Regions from separate parts of the Homo sapiens genome. Here regions 2 and 3 are each linked to region 1. Evidence: chromatin contacts called from ENCODE Hi-C or POLR2A ChIA-PET data. All regions are on one chromosome and are shown on one strand. Each heading gives the region's core, a stretch centred on a gene start or an enhancer-like site at or near the end of the contact. The rest is flanking DNA. Distances are from core to core; before and after follow the strand shown.

Region 1 (5,099 bases), core at 1,508-4,007:
TTTAGTGTTTCCCTTATGCAAGCAAGATGATGTGGCTACTCTGAAAATAGTTATCAAAGTAACTAGAAAGTTAATTAATGAGATAAATAAAAACAGAACTCTAGATGTTGCTTGGTGGCTAAATCGTGCTCAGCATGCAAATTAGGCCATTTGAAAGGGGCATCCATTTATTCAGGCCACTAGGGCACCATTTAAGAAATTATTATTCCGGTAAATGAGGGTCAATGGGACCCTAGTGACCGAAAAATTTGAGGTTATTTCCAAAAGCACTAATTTGTACCCAGGGAGTACAAAGAAGAATCTGGGAGGAATAAATAGCTGGATAAATAATGCAAAAGCAGAGAGTCTGGGCCAAGGTGGAACCCTATTTGAAAGATCAGGTACTGATGGTAAGTTTTAAAGTGTCTTTTACAGAAAGATGATAATAGCAAATTGATTGACACAGTGCTTTGACATTTGGGTGTCAGTATTTAGGGCAGGTACCGTATGAATTCACAGATAAATTCACAGCTCAAGCTAAGTTTGAGTTTGGGACTGAAACCAAAAAATGGCAATGTGAGCTTTGGGCAAGAGGAGCAGGCTCCTATTCTCACACAGTTCCTGGTATCGATGCTTTCTGCAACCTGCCCTCCTCACTGCTTATCTAAAGCAGATCCACTGTGGCACATATATTGTTAGTGCAAGGGTTTTTTTTTTCCCTATGTCCACATGGGTGATTTTTGTGCACAGAAAGTTATTTTTATTTAAAAATTAACATTCAAATTGTTCAAAATCTAATTATTTCTTTAGCTTTCAAGAAGTCACAGTTGTTTTTTTGTTTTCTGTTTTTAGATGGGGGTCTCACTCTGCTGCCCAGGCTGGAGTGCAGTGGCATGATCATAGATTACTGCAGTCTTGACTTCAGGGACCCAAGTGATTCTCCCACCTCAGCCTCCCAAGTAGCTGGGACCACAGGCGTGCACCACCACGCCCAACTAATTACTTATTTTTTTTCATTTTTTTTGTAAATATGGAGTTTTCCTATGTTGCCTAGGCTGGTCTTGGACCCCTGGGCTCAAGCAGTCCTCCCACCTTGGCTCCCAAAGTGCTAGGATTATAGGCATGAGCCACTGCATTCAGTCAGAAGTCACGGTTTTAAAAACATGTAATACTCCTTATAAATCTAGACAATTTCAACACTTACTTTAAAGAACAAAGGTTAATTTAATTGAGTAAATTTCCTTAAATATTTCCAACTATATTTATACATTTAACATATTTGATTTTCCTTTCAAGTACTGCTTAAACAAAACTTTCCCATTTTCTTAGGTAAGTTAATATCTAATAAATTAAACCAATAATATTTCAACTTAAAATCATGAGCTAAATCAATTGCTCAATTACACACTTAAGAATTACAAAGCTAAAGTATTACTCTAATCGGCCAAATTCTCTTAAATGTTTCCATATCAAACATGTACAGTTTCTTTAACCCCAAAATATTCAAGTATAGGTGAAATTTCTGGTAAACATTCCTATACTTAATCCTCTCTGAGGTTGAAAGATGCTTACTCACCAAGGAAAAGATTATGTCATTCCACATTCTTGCAGAACAACCAGAGGTTTTAGCTAGGACATTAGGCCTGGACTGCAGACCTCCAGGATGGCTTTCCTCACAAGCCTGACCTAGGTTGAAGTCCCTTTTGTAATTTCTATAGTTTTTCATGCCATACCTTAAAAGGGGCATGGTCACTTACAGGGCTGACTTACTCAGAATTAGGCAGAAGGGCATAGTGTCTAGAGCCTACAATACTTACAGATGCCCACAAATGTGTTCTAATTTTTATTTCTTTTTAAATCAGGACAAAAATTAATAAAATAATAATGCACATATAACATTGAATCCATTTGGATTATGTTTATCTGTATACCAATGCAGTGCTAAAATATAATTTCTAATTCATTTTCCCACAAAGGCAAAAGTGCCCAGAGCCCATGAGAGTCATAATGTGGCCCTGGTCACTTAGCCCACATCCCTGAGTGTGAATCCTATCATGACCTAATTATTATTATTTTTTTTTTTTTTTTTTTTTTGAGACAGAGTCTAGCTCTGTCACCCAGCCTGGAGTGTAGTGGTGCAATCTCGGCTCACTGCAAGCTCCACCTCCCAGGTTCACGCCATTCTTCTGCCTCAGCCTCCCAAGTAGCTGGGATTACAGGCACCCGCCACCATGCCCAGCTATTTTTTTGTATTTTTAGTAGAGATGGGGTTTCACCATGTTAGCTAGGATGGTCTCGACCTCCTGACCTCGCGATCCACCCGCCTCAGCCTCCCAAAGTGCTGGGATTTCGTAAAGCAACTTACAGAACTCTGACACCCCACTTAGACTGGCCCATTGTGCCAATGCACTTTGCATTTCTTTGGCTCTGTAGATATTTATGTATCTGAATTCACAGAATTCTGAATTCTTTTTAAATTTTTGCTATCTTGAAGGGTATACAACCCTTATATATGTTAAAATGTTATCCAATTAGCAAAAAATTCAACAGTCATTTCATAAAGGAACCTATTCAAATGGCAAATAAGCACATAAAGAACATTATTAGTCATCATAGAAATGAAAAAGAAAACCACGATGAGGTGGATTATACACCCACCAGAATGGCTAAAATTTTAAAAACTGGCAACATGAAGTGTTGGTCTAATGGAACCACGAGAGCTCTCATACATTGTTCATGGGAGTGTAAAATGATACAACCACTTTGGAAAAACTTTTGGCAGTTTCATACCAATCCTATGACTCAGAAGTTCCACTCCTAGTTATTTACCCTTGAGAAATGAAAACATAGCTCTACAAAAAGAGTGAGATAAGAATGTTCTTAGCAGCTTTATTCATAATACCAAAACTTGTCAACAACCTCACATGCCCATCAATAGGAAAATAGATAAACAAGCTATGATATATTCACGCAATGGAAACTACTTAGAAAAAAATGAATAAACTCAGATACATTCAATAGCCTGAACTAATTTCAAAAAACACTGTGCTGAGTAAAAAGAACTTAACACAAAGAGTGTGTAACCTGTAATTCTTCTTCCTCTTCAAGTTCTAGAGCAAGCTAAACTAATTTATGATGGACAAAGTCAGAACAGTGCTTGCCTCTGGGTATGGGGGCGGGGATTTACTGGGAAAGGGCTTAAAGGGACTTTCTGGAGTGATAGACATTTGGATTTATGAATTTGTCAAAACTCATCCAATGTTACACTCAAGATTTGTATATTTTATTGTAGGTAAATTTTACCTAAAAGCAAAAAGAACCATAAACAAATGTCGAACTCTAGTTCATAATACGAATGTTGAAGTCTTTATTTTTTTTCTTTGCTTAGAGATAGGGTCTCACTCTATCACCCAGGCTGGAGTGCAGTGGTGCAATCATAGCTCACTCTAACCTTGAACTCCTAGGCTCAAGCAATCCTCCCACCTCAACCTCCCAAAGCGCTGAGATTATGATTACGGTCAGATGGAGCAAGAACCCTCTCTTAGTAGCCTGTGAGCCTCCAAACATGGAAATAAAGGAAAATTCTGAGTTCCTTCAAATGAAATTCCAGGCACTTAGCTAGCCCTGAGAAGTAAATAAGCAACCTGACAAGCAGAAGGTAACAGTAGCCTAAAACAATAGACGAGGAAGTTAGAGTCAGATGCTTGGTTCCTCTAGAGAAACTAAAGATAACAACTTTCTTTTTTGTTTCTTCTTTTTTTTTTTTTTTTTTTTTTTTTTTTTTTGAGACAGGGTCTCACGCTGTTGCCCAGGCTGGAGTGCAGTGGCACGATCTCAGCTCACTGCAATCTCCGCTTCCCAGGTTCAAGCGATTCTCCTGCCTCAGCCTCCCAAGTAGCTGGGATTACACGTGTGCACCACCAGGCCTGACTAGTTTTTGCATTTTTAGTAGAGATGGGGTTTTGCCATGTTGCCCAGGCTGGTCTTGAACTCCTGAGCTCAGGCAATCCACCTGCCTCCGCCTCCCAAAGTGCTGGGCCTGGCCCTAAATATAACATCTTAATATATATCCCTGAGTTGTTTTTCAGAAACCTGGATCTCCACCAAATGGATCCACTGACACATCGACCTCAGATAAGCAGGAACTGAAGACTGAACTCTGAGCACCGTTCTTTGTTCTAAATTTCTTCCTGAGGGGTCTGGAGGGAGTTGCACCCATAAGCCAGAGCTAACATTCTTTTCTGCTGATCCCAAATTTTTAAATAAAGCTTCCCTTCTGGCCAGGCACGGTGGCTCACTCCTGTAATTCCAGCACTTTGGGAGGCCGAGGAGGGCGGATTGCCTGAGCTCAGGAGTTAGAGACCAGCCTGGTCAACATGGCAAAACCCCATCTCTACCAAAAAATACAAAAATTAGCCGGGTGTGGTGGCGCACACCTGTAATCTCAGCTACTCAGGAGGCTGAGGCAGGATAATTGCTTCAACCCAGGAGGTGGAGGCTGCAGTGAGCCCAGATCGTGCCACTGCACTCCAGCCTGGGCGATACAGTGAGACTCCGTCCACCACTCCCACCCCGCCCCCCGAAAAACTTCCCTTCCTTAACCAATTGCAAATCAGAAAATCTTTGAATCTACCTCTGACCTCTAAGCCCCATCCACCCTTCAAGATATCCCACCCTTTTAAGGCAAAACCAGTGTGTTACCTTCACGTATTGAGTTACAATTTTGCCTATAACTTCTGCTTTCCTGAAATTTACCCCTGCCTTGAAAAACCCTTACTTTCAAGCCATCCAGGAGGTCAGGATTTAAGCATTAGCTGCCTGATCCTCCCTGAAAATAAATGTCTTCCTTACTTTTTTAAAATTTATTTTTTTAATATAGAGATAGAGGTCTTGCTATGTTGTCCAGGGTGGTCTCAAATGCCTGGCCTCAAGCGATCCTCCCACCTCAGCCTCCCAAAGTGCTAGGATTACAGGCATGAGCTACCACACCTGGCCCACATCTTCCTTTCTACTGCTGTAAAACCTCAGTGTGGATATCTGGTTTCACTGCTCCAGGCAAGTGAACCCCACTTTGGTTCCTTTTTTTCACCCTTTTTTGAGATAGGGTCCCATTCTGTCAC
Region 2 (5,099 bases), core at 1,785-4,284, 220 kb before region 1:
AAGGTCAGGTTCTTTTTTCTTGTCAGTTACTGATGCAATAACTAAATTATTGTTTAATCTCATCATCAATTATGCAAAACTTTTAAAATAATGTTTTGCCATCTTGCCCCAATGAGAATCACTTGTTCCCATCCATTAAATCAGAAGGAGTTTCATTTTAACATGTTTAACAATTGGGTTCAAAACTACTGAAACTTTTTATTTGCTAGATTAACAGGCCAGAACATTATGTATCCCAGTTTAAGTGAGGCAATGTTAGAGTTCTCATAGATGACATAAGTTTTCAGCCACAGTCTGTTTTTTAAGAGCTTTATTGACATACAATTCACATGCCATACAATTCAACCCATTAAAATGTGTAATTCAGTTCAGGCACTGGCTCACGCCTGTAATCCCAGCACTTTGGGAAGCCAAGGCAGGCGGATCACTTCAGGTCAGGAGTTTGAGACCAGCCTGGCCAACATGGTGAAACCCCATCTCTATTAAAAATACAAAAATTAGCCAGGCATGGAGGCACATGCCTGTAATTCCAGCTACTCGAGAGGCTGAGGCATAAGAATCGCTTGAACTCAGCGGGCAGAGGTTGCAGTGACCCAAGATTGTGTCTAAGTGATGGAGTGAGACTCTATCTCATCATAAAAATAAATAAATAAAATAAAGTATGCAATTCAGTAGTTTCTGTCATATTCACAGAGTTGTGCAACCATCACCACATTGTATCTTAATACAATCTGGTTTTTGAAAAGCTCATTTTGTAGTAGGTGCTTCTTTTAAAAAGCATTTACAAAGCAGTTCTTCCACACTGAAGAGTATCCACTAAGAGTAGGAGTCTGAACTCTGCATTTTCTTTTTGTTCTTGGATGCTTATATCACTGCACTTGATCTTAGCCCAAAGGCCAAGAAGTAATAAATGTTTACATTGCTTTATTATCTTAAATCATAGTTTCTTTGCAAAAATATTTTAAGTCACTTATCTATTTTGTGAGCATTTGTTTAGTAGATAAGGGAATCATAACAGCATTTTCTGGGCCCCCACAGCATGGTGAAAGCTAACCAACAACAAACAAGGGCATCTCAAGCACTGTGCTGTAGAATTCCTCATTCTTCCTTCAGGTTACCTTGGATACGAACCAATCCATATATTAAACTTGACTAAAGCTTCATGTGTTTTTGTTGTTGTTGTTGTTGTTTATTTTTTTTGAAATGGAGCCTCACCTCACTCTGTCACCCAGGCTGGAATACAGTGTCTCACTGCAACCTCCGCCTCCCGGGTTCAAGTGATTTCTCCTGCTTCAGCCTCCCAAGTAGCTGGGACTACAGGCATGTGCCACCACACCTGGCTAATTTTTGTATTTTTAGTAGAGATGGAGTTTAACCATGTTGGCCAGGCTGACATAGAACTCCTGACCTCACCTCGGCCTCCCAAAGGGCTGGGATTACAGGCAAGAGTCACTATGCCCGGCCCAGCTTCATTTTTTTTTTTTTTTTTTTTTTTTTTTTTTCAGACAAGAGTCTCGCTCTGTCACCCAGGCTGGAGTGTAGTAGCGTGATCCTGGTTCACTGCAACCTCTGCCTCCTGGGTTCAAGTAATTCTCTGCCTCAGCCTCCCAAGTAGCTGGGACTACAAGTGCGTATCACCACACCTGGCTAATTTTTGTATTTTTGGTAGAGATGGGGTTTCACCATGTTGTCCAGGCCAGTCGAACTCCTGGCCTCAAGTGATCTGCCCACCTCAGCCTCCCAAAGTGCTAGTATTACAGGTGTGAGCCACCATGCCCCTGGGCTTTTTCTTTTTAAGAATGAAAACAGAATAAATGGAAGCTCTAGTTATAAAGCGAACAGAAGCTTTTTTTCTTTCTTTCTTTCTTTTTTTTTTGGATACGCAGTCTCGCTCTGTTGCCAGGCTAGAGTGCAGTGGCACGATCACAGCTCACTGCAACCTCTGCCTCCCAGGTTCAAGCGATTCTCCTGTCTCAGCCTCCCGAGTAGCTGAGACTAGGTGTGCTCCACCACGCCCAGTTAATTTTTGTATTTTTAGTAGAGATGAGGTTTCACCATGTTGGCCAGGATGGTCTCGATCTCTTGATCTTGTGATCCGCCCACCTCGGCCTCCCAAAGTGCTGGGATTACAGGCGTGAGCCACTGCACCCAGCCAGAACAGAAGCTTTTAGTAAATAAGAGCTCTAATATTTCCTTCCTGCATGCCAATGGATAGTCTTGTACACTCCCAGAGTACACGAACCCTGTTTTGGGGGCACTAGTTTAAGGTTCAAGCAAAATTATATGTGAAACCTTGAATTTCGCTTCATTATCACAGCTGAAATGATTCCCAAAAGACATACTATGCCCCAATGTCTGAACTAGCAATATGGGCAAAAAAAAACAACAACAACAACCCAGAAATAATTTCTTAGAAATCTGCATTTCCCTGTAGTTAAGCAATACTTTCCCTGGTAATAAATCTGAATGAGGCAAGCATAGGCCACCCTGGGGGTGGTAAAAAGATTTCAATTCATGTGCCAAGTTTAGTTGGCAGGTAGCCACTGCCTGGAAAGCTCTGCTGAGAGGATGCCAAGGCCATGTCCAGGGAAATGAAGCAAGATGATCAACAATAATGTTGTGGCTGGTATACGTGCCTACTACTGCTACCACCACGCTAATCAGATCTCAGCCACTTACAGCTTCATCCCACCACGCAGTGCCTTCTACTCATGTTCCACATCGTGCTTTCCATAAACTAGGCTTGACACTGCCTCCTCACCAGGTGGCACTCAAGCTCAGAAGCAGAAGGGGACCCAGGTGGGGACACTTTAATAAGAGCAGTCCGTGATCACAATGAATTGGATGGAACAAACACACTTCGAAATGGCTCTCTCCCACGTGTAACCACACTCAAGAATTTTTTCTCTCTTATGCAGTTATGAAGTGCTATGGACTGGCAAAGAAAGGCAGTGGGTTCTGGTCAGCTCTTACAGTTTGGCTGATGCTCTAGTGAATATGAAACTGTTGATGATCTCTCTTCTTCTTCTTCCTCTTCCTCTTCTTCTTCTTCACTTCCCTTTTCTCTCCATCCTCAAGTTAGCTCAGACTCTAATAGCAAAGTGGATCCAGATTCTAAGATATACATTGGATTCTGAATATACAACTTCATTTGGGGAAAAATTGTGAAAGGAAAATGGATACGTAATACATTCCTTTAGAGGTCATGTTTGGTGGCATTTCCTACGTGGGAATGGGTGGAATAAGCACCACAGAACACTTACGTGGCCATTATGTACATGATTCAAAAAGAAAGCTGAGTCAAGCGTATCATCAAATTACCAGGCATATGACTTACCTCAGAGGCAGTAGGACACAATAGCGCACTATGACGCCCAGCACCCACACCATAGTGAGCCGCAGACTGATGTACTGGAAATTTACATTGGTTCTTGTGAGGAGATTCCATGACACTAGCTCCTCTGAGGAAAACCTCTGGGTCACTTCATCTTCTACAATGGCTTCCAATCCCTTCTTGGAGAAATAAAACACGTCAGACAGCTCAAAGTCCCTTCCTCGTAGACCAGAGAGCCCTTTTTCCATGGGTGACTCATCTCTTTGGATAATACCTTAAAAGAAAGCATCAGGACATGAGAAAATGCCATACGACAGAAGAATTGACCAAAAGGGCAACTTTAACTGTGTAGAAGTTAAATATGCCAAACAAGTAAATAAGTTTAATGGGTGACATCAGCCATCTTCAGAAGTAAGAGACAAACAATTGCAGTGGGAAAAGAGGTGAAATCACTGTGTCTGCATGAAATGGCCTCTACCTCATGATCTTTGTTAATTATAAAGAGGGGTTTTTGGTCCTCCATAATCCTCTTGTTTGGAATTCTTCCCTGCATACCATTAGACAAAGAACTCACACACACACACACACAAAATTCTCCCCAAGTATAACTCTAGATTGTGTAAAAACAAAGACTTCTGTTCTCCCTGACAAAAACCATAAAATCAAAAAGCAAGCAAAATGGCAAAAGATTCACCATAAATGGCAAAAAGTTGATTTTTTTTTTTTTTTTTTTTTTTTTTGAGACGGAGTCTTGCTCCGTCACCCAGGCTGGAGTGCAGTGGCGTGATCTCAGCTTACTGCAAGCTCCGCCTCCCGGGTTCATGCCAATCTCCTGCCTCAGCCTCCCAAGCAGCTGGGACTACAGGCACCCGCCACCACAGTCGGCTAATTTTTTGTATTTTTAATAGAGACAGGGTTTCACCATGTTAGCCAGGATGGTCTCAATCTCCTGACCTCGTGATCTGCCTGCCTCTGCCTCCCAAAGTGCTGGGATTACAGGCGTGAGCCACCACGCCCGGCCGATTTTTTAATATATGAAAATTATTTAATAAGAAAAACACAGCCTCCTGCATAAAAGTAAGCAAAGTTCACAGAAACAACATGAATATTAATAGTTAATATCATACAACTTTTCACTAGTGAAAAAGGAAATGTGAATTAGACAAAGGCCTATTTACAGTATCAAATCAGCAGCATTTTATTCAATGACTTGAAATGACACAGGTACTCTCATATTCAACTTGTACAAGTACGGAAGTAGTAGCAACTTTGTCAAAGTTGGTTTGGCAATGAAAAGACTGAAGATAGTTTTGCTGATGATCAATAACTCCAATTCTAGGAATCTGTCATCAGAAAATAATTAGAAATGTAGGCAAATGTAGGCAAGGGTGTTCACTGTAGCATTCTTCATTACAATTAATCCAAACAATGATATAAAATGCACCCATTAACAAATACTATAATGTTAATCAAGAAAAGACGGAATCTAAAACTATAGTTTCACTCTATGAAATACATATACATAGAAAAAATGTAAAAATGAAAACATTAAGTAGCTATTTCTAGACAATAGGATTAGGTTTTCCTCTCTGTGCTGTTACTGTATTTTCCATCAAGAAAATAATTAAATGATTTTTTAAAGCAGCATAAATTTTTATGAATTGAAAAATGACTACTGTCATTCAATTCTAACTATTAAATACAAAAAATGAGAAAGTCTTCAAAGAATAAAGAGTAGCTATATACACAGTCATATGATCATTCA
Region 3 (5,099 bases), core at 1,598-4,097, 190 kb before region 1:
AGAACAACCTGGCCAACATGGCAAAACCCAGTCTCTACTAAAAATATAAAAATTAGCCGGGCATGGTGGCGTACACCTATAGTCCTGGCTACTCAGGAGGCTGAGGCTGGAGAATCACTTGAACCCGGGAGGCAAAGGTTGCAGTGATCCGAGATCACGCCACTGAACTCCAGCCTAGGTGACACAGCAAGACTCCATCTCAAAAAAAAAAAAAAAAAAAAGAGGGAGCTTCCATTCCATTCCATGTGTAGAAGAGGAGTCACCTTAAACATCAAGAGGAGAATCAGAAAGTATGGACCAGAGGAGCTAGTAAGGAAGGCATAGTAAGACAGTAGTAGAAAGTGGTAACAGGGGCTTTTGAGTAGAACAGACAAACTGGGATTCTTTTCAAGCTGCCTTTGACCAGCCATGCAATGTAGAGCAAGTAAAATCATGATTAACAAGACCCCCTCATATATAATAAATAATATGGAACAGTGGGGCCAATGTTTAAAAAATGGTGGTGATTATGATTATTATTATTGACAGGTTCTTGCCTAAAAGATAGAAACAAAATAAAGAAGCTTTGGAGTTTTGATTGGGATTTTTCTCTGGGGGATAAAGAGACCAGGAGATATGCAGAGGGTGGGGAGCCTGGTTTGGGGAATACTTCTAAAATGACAAGCTGTATTTTCAATGTGGTAGATACTGGCTAAGAGGTCTGCTCCTATCAACTGTGAAGAGAACTTCCCTAAATAAATAAGGCAGCCAGCCTTTAATCTGAGCACTCTGGGAGGCCAAGGCAAGAGCATCACTTGAGCCCAAGAGTTCGAGACATGGCTGGACAACATAATGAGACCCCGCCTCTACAAAAAGGAAAAAATTAGCCAGGCTTGGTAGTGCATACCTGTAGTCTCCCAGCTATTTAGGAGGATGAGGTGTGAGGACAGCTTGAGCCTGGGAGGTCAAGGCTACAGTGAGCAGTGATCCTTACCACTGCACTCTAGCCTAGGCAACAGAGGGAGACCCTGTCTCCCTAAATAAATAAATAAAAGGCTATGTATTATTGAGTTGACTATAAGGGACTATTGTCTGATCCTATTATCTTCTCCCTCTCAAATAATTTATTTTATTTATTTTTTTATTTTATTTATTTATTTATTTTTTGAGACAGGGTCTCACTCTGTCGTCCAGGCTGGAGTGCAGTGGTGCGATCTCAGCTCTCTGCACCCTTGACCTCCCGGGCTCAAGAGATCTTCCCACCTCAGACTCCTGAGTCGCCATGTCTGACTATTTTTTGTAGTTTTTGTAGAGACAGGGTTTCACCATGTTGCCCAGGCTGGTCTTGAACCCCTGGGCTCAAGCAGTCCACCTGCCTCAGCCTCCCAAAGTGCTGGGATTACAGGCATGAGCCACCGTGCCCGGCCTCAAATAATCTTTGAATCTCAGTTCTCACTCAACTTTTTCAAACCTCCACAACTCTGAGATGCAGGTACCCTCTTCCAAGCTGCTGAGGGGTTTTGGACTAATGCAGCTAAATCACCAACCAGACCTTCAGCAGTCAGTGCTAGAGACAGAAAATTTTAAAACTGCTTAGTTACATTTTTTTTAACTAGTTTCACTGAAAATAGAGGTAAGGCATAGGAATACTATCCACGTTGTTACTACTATTCGAAAAGAAAAACAATCTAAAAAATAATTCAAGACATTTTATGAATGTCCTAGCTAGTTTCCTTAGATGGGAGCCTTCCTTTCTGTGATTCAAGGCTTAATTCCCTCTCTTCACACCCATCACTTCGCAATGCAGTTACAAGACCATAACTCTGATCTGACCTTTTACCTTCTCATTTCCTGCCAGAACCACTTCATCCTGCTCATTCATCAGTGGTCAAAGTTAAATGCTAAGTCATTTACTTTCAGAGGTTTAGAGCACTGCCTTAGTCACTTCAGGCTGCTATAACAGAGTGCCATAGCCTGGGTAGCTTACAAAAAACAGAAATTTATTTTCCCACAGGTCTGGAGGCTAGAAGTCCAAGATCAGGGGGCCAGTGGGGTCAGGTTCTGGTGAGGGCTCTCTTTCCGATTTCCAGATGGCTATCTTCTCACTGTGTCCTCACATGATGGAAGGGGCTAGACAACTCCCTGGGGCCCGTATTTATAAGGGCACTAATCCCACTCATTATGGCTCTACCTTCATGACTTAATTACCTCCCAAAGGCCCCACCTCCTAATACCATCACTTTGGGTGTTAGGATCAACATATCAACATATCAATTTGGGAAGGGGGGGACATAGACATTCAGTCCATAAAGCACAGTTATATGCCAGTCTCTAATCCACTTTAAGTAAAGCTCCCTCCAAAATAGACCAGTATATTCTCGTTAGATTATGAGGCAAAGTTTGAAGGAAGATTTCTTTGTCTGCTTTCTACCTTTCCTTAAGGAACCTGCCTCCTCTTCCACCATCTGCTAATCCTGCTGCTCATCTAAGCACCCCCACCTATGCCTTACTTTGTCATTCCATTCTTCCCAAATCAACCACCAAAAACTGTAGCATCAAATTCTGCTCCTTCAAGGGCCTATTTGTTAGAAAACTAAAATCATGCTAACGATAGTGGGGACCAATACACTAATGCATTCTTCTCTAGGAGCAGTGATTCACAAATGAGCAGGGGTGGGGTGAGGGAAGGAGAGAGAAGTGCCCCCAGGGGACAACTGGCAATGTCTGCACACATTGTTGGTTGTCACGAATGGGAGTGTGCTACTGTCTGTCATCTACTGGGTAGAGGCCAGAGATGCTGCTGAACATCTCACATTGTACAGGACTGTTGCCCACGACAAAGAATTACCCAATCCAAAGTATCAGTAGTGCTGAGGTTGAGAAAGCCAGCTCTAAGAGGTAATGTATTTTTATTAAAAACTCCTTTGTTCCATAGGTTTCAGTTTAAATTCCAGGCACTGGTCAGGCTGAATGGAGCTGTGTTTTGGAGCAGATAACCATCAAATCACATCCCAAGAAGGTACCTATCTTCCATTCATATATAACTAGTTCTAACTGTCAGAATAAACATTAGCTGAATGACTACTGATGTTTTATTTGGTTGGGGTTTTCTCTTTTTTATGTTTACAATATAAATGTAACCCCCCAAAGATGAGTTTAACAAGAAAAAAAATACTCATTGTCATATTTGCTTCAGATAGATAGATAGATAGATAGATAGATAGATAGATTTTTTTTTTTTTTTTTTTTTCCGAGATGGAGTCTCACTCTGTCTCCCAGGCTGGAGTGCAGTGGTGCAATCTCGGCTCACTACAACCTCTGCCTCCCAGGTTCAAGCGATTCTCCTGCCTCAGCCTCCTGAGTAGCTGAGACTATAGGGGCGCACCACCACGCCCAGTTAATTTTCGTATTTTTAGTAGAGACCGGGTTTCACCATGTTGGCCAGGATGGTCTCGATTTCTTGACCTCGTGATCCGCCCGCCTCAGCCTCCCAAAGTGCTGGGATTACAGGCATGAGCCACTGCGCCCAGCCCAGGTATATTTTAAAGAAAAAAAATTATAAATACAGTTAAAGCCCCTCCTCACCACCTCTTGCTCTCCCTCCTGAAGATAACCTGTCCCAGCCAGGCGCAATATACTGCCCTATAGTATATATAATTTCCATGCATATATTATATATTCACATAAATGTATAGTATCTATTTGTGATTCTAAATTTTAAATAAATGTTATTATACTATATATTTTCTTTTCTCTCAATATGGTTTGAAATTCATCTCCTTTTTCTTTCCATGTAAGTCCAGTTAATTCAGTTTAACTGCTGTACAGTATAAATAAATCAGCTTACATATTAACTTTCCTCCTGATGGATTGTCTCCACATTTTCACTGGTTGTAAACACTTGTAACAAGTCACCTAATACATATATGCTGAGGCTCTGGGTACATTTGATATTTTAGGAGATATAGAATTGTTGGGTTGTCGTGTAATTTTCTGGTCTTTAACTTTCCTAAGTATTGCCAAATTGCTCTCCAAAGTGATTGAACTAAATTTTTATAATATTGTACGTAAAAGAAATACAGATGACTAACCTAACAATCAAACTTTTGCCTTCTACAGAGCTATGTTAAGATGTAAAGATTAAAATGCACAGTACTCTAGTGAGTTTTATCAGAATCAGTTGCTATTAAGTAATTTTTGTTCCAAGAAATAAAACTGCACCCCTGCCCCCACAAAAAACTTTCATATTTCCAACTTAAAGCACTGCAAAAAATTAAAAAATAAATGTTTTTGTGAACCATGACTGAAATTCATTTCAAACAAATCAATTATAAAGACATTTTGAGACTGTTAGGGAAATCTAAATATGGACAATATATTAGATGATATTAAGAAATTATTGTTTGCTAAAGGGATAATAGCATTGTGGTTATTTGAAAAAGTCCTTTATGCATTAAAAGACATGAGATTTTGTATCTAAATTTTAAAACTTTACCAAAAAAATGAGAGCGTTGATAAATGAATCAAGCATGGCAAAATCTCGACAAATGTTGAATCTCGTGATATGGGGCTCATTTACTATTTTCTCTACTTTTGTGTATGTCTGAAAATTGTCATCATCATCATCATCATCATCATCAGACACAATATTCACAAATAGGGATAGACTAATGCAATCAGGGGGACATTTGGCCATGCTAAAGAAAAACTCAGCTGGGTGTGGGGGCTCATGGCTGTAATCCCAGCACTTTGGGAGACGGATGCAGATGGATTGCTTGAGCCCAGGAGTTCAAGACCAGCCTGGGCAACATGGTGAAACCTAGCTGTATATTTTTTCAATTCTTTAAAATATATTTGAAAAAAAAGAAAAAGAAAAACTCAGCTGGGCATGGTGGCTCACACCTGCAATCCTAGCACCTAGGGGGCCGAGGCAGGAGAATCACTTAAGACCATCCTGAGGAGTTCAAGACCATCCTGGGCAACATAGTGAGACCTCATCTCTATTTAAAAATTAAAAAATGGGCTAGGCGTGGTGGCTCACACCTGTAATCCCAACACTTTGGGAGGCTGAGGCAGGTGGATCATTTGAGGTCAGGAGTTTGAGACCAGCCTGGCCAACA

What was found. Hi-C counts contacts between places; a loop is a spot of excess contacts on that map. ChIA-PET counts read pairs that join two places held with the same protein, here RNA polymerase II (POLR2A). Pooled maps may share reads with other maps.
Region 2: a loop to region 1 is called in a pooled map, with 2.6 times the contacts of the local background. The contact joins two enhancer-like sites. A Hi-C loop is called at or near these places in 1 of 168 maps with a recorded cell type or tissue (OCI-LY7) and 5 of 50 pooled maps. POLR2A ChIA-PET finds 5 or more read pairs at or near these places in 2 of 52 experiments (OCI-LY7 and activated T-cell).
Region 3: a pooled map shows a loop between it and region 1 (2.3-fold over the local background). The contact joins two enhancer-like sites. A Hi-C loop is called at or near these places in 9 of 50 pooled maps. POLR2A ChIA-PET finds 5 or more read pairs at or near these places in 2 of 52 experiments (OCI-LY7 and activated B cell).

The regions. Positions count from the first base shown.
Region 1 is chr4:83,355,094-83,360,192 of GRCh38, reverse strand. No RefSeq gene overlaps it. Among named protein-coding and RNA genes, the nearest start is that of HPSE, 23 kb to the right of the region's middle. Within about 2 kb of position 2,757, at least 7 of the 41 ENCODE cell types and tissues checked have a DNase peak (open chromatin) inside an H3K27ac peak, as active enhancers do.
Region 2 is chr4:83,580,071-83,585,169 of GRCh38, reverse strand. It overlaps GPAT3 (glycerol-3-phosphate acyltransferase 3), which reads right to left. Exons shown (of 12, transcript NM_032717.5): 3 at 3,338-3,608. Among named protein-coding and RNA genes, the nearest start is that of GPAT3, 47 kb to the right of the region's middle. RefSeq lists a silencer at 2,340-2,634. Within about 2 kb of position 3,034, at least 10 of the 41 ENCODE cell types and tissues checked have a DNase peak (open chromatin) inside an H3K27ac peak, as active enhancers do.
Region 3 is chr4:83,549,924-83,555,022 of GRCh38, reverse strand. All of the region lies in intron 2 of GPAT3 (glycerol-3-phosphate acyltransferase 3), which reads right to left. Among named protein-coding and RNA genes, the nearest start is that of GPAT3, 16 kb to the right of the region's middle. RefSeq lists a silencer at 1,830-1,959. Within about 2 kb of position 2,847, at least 4 of the 41 ENCODE cell types and tissues checked have a DNase peak (open chromatin) inside an H3K27ac peak, as active enhancers do.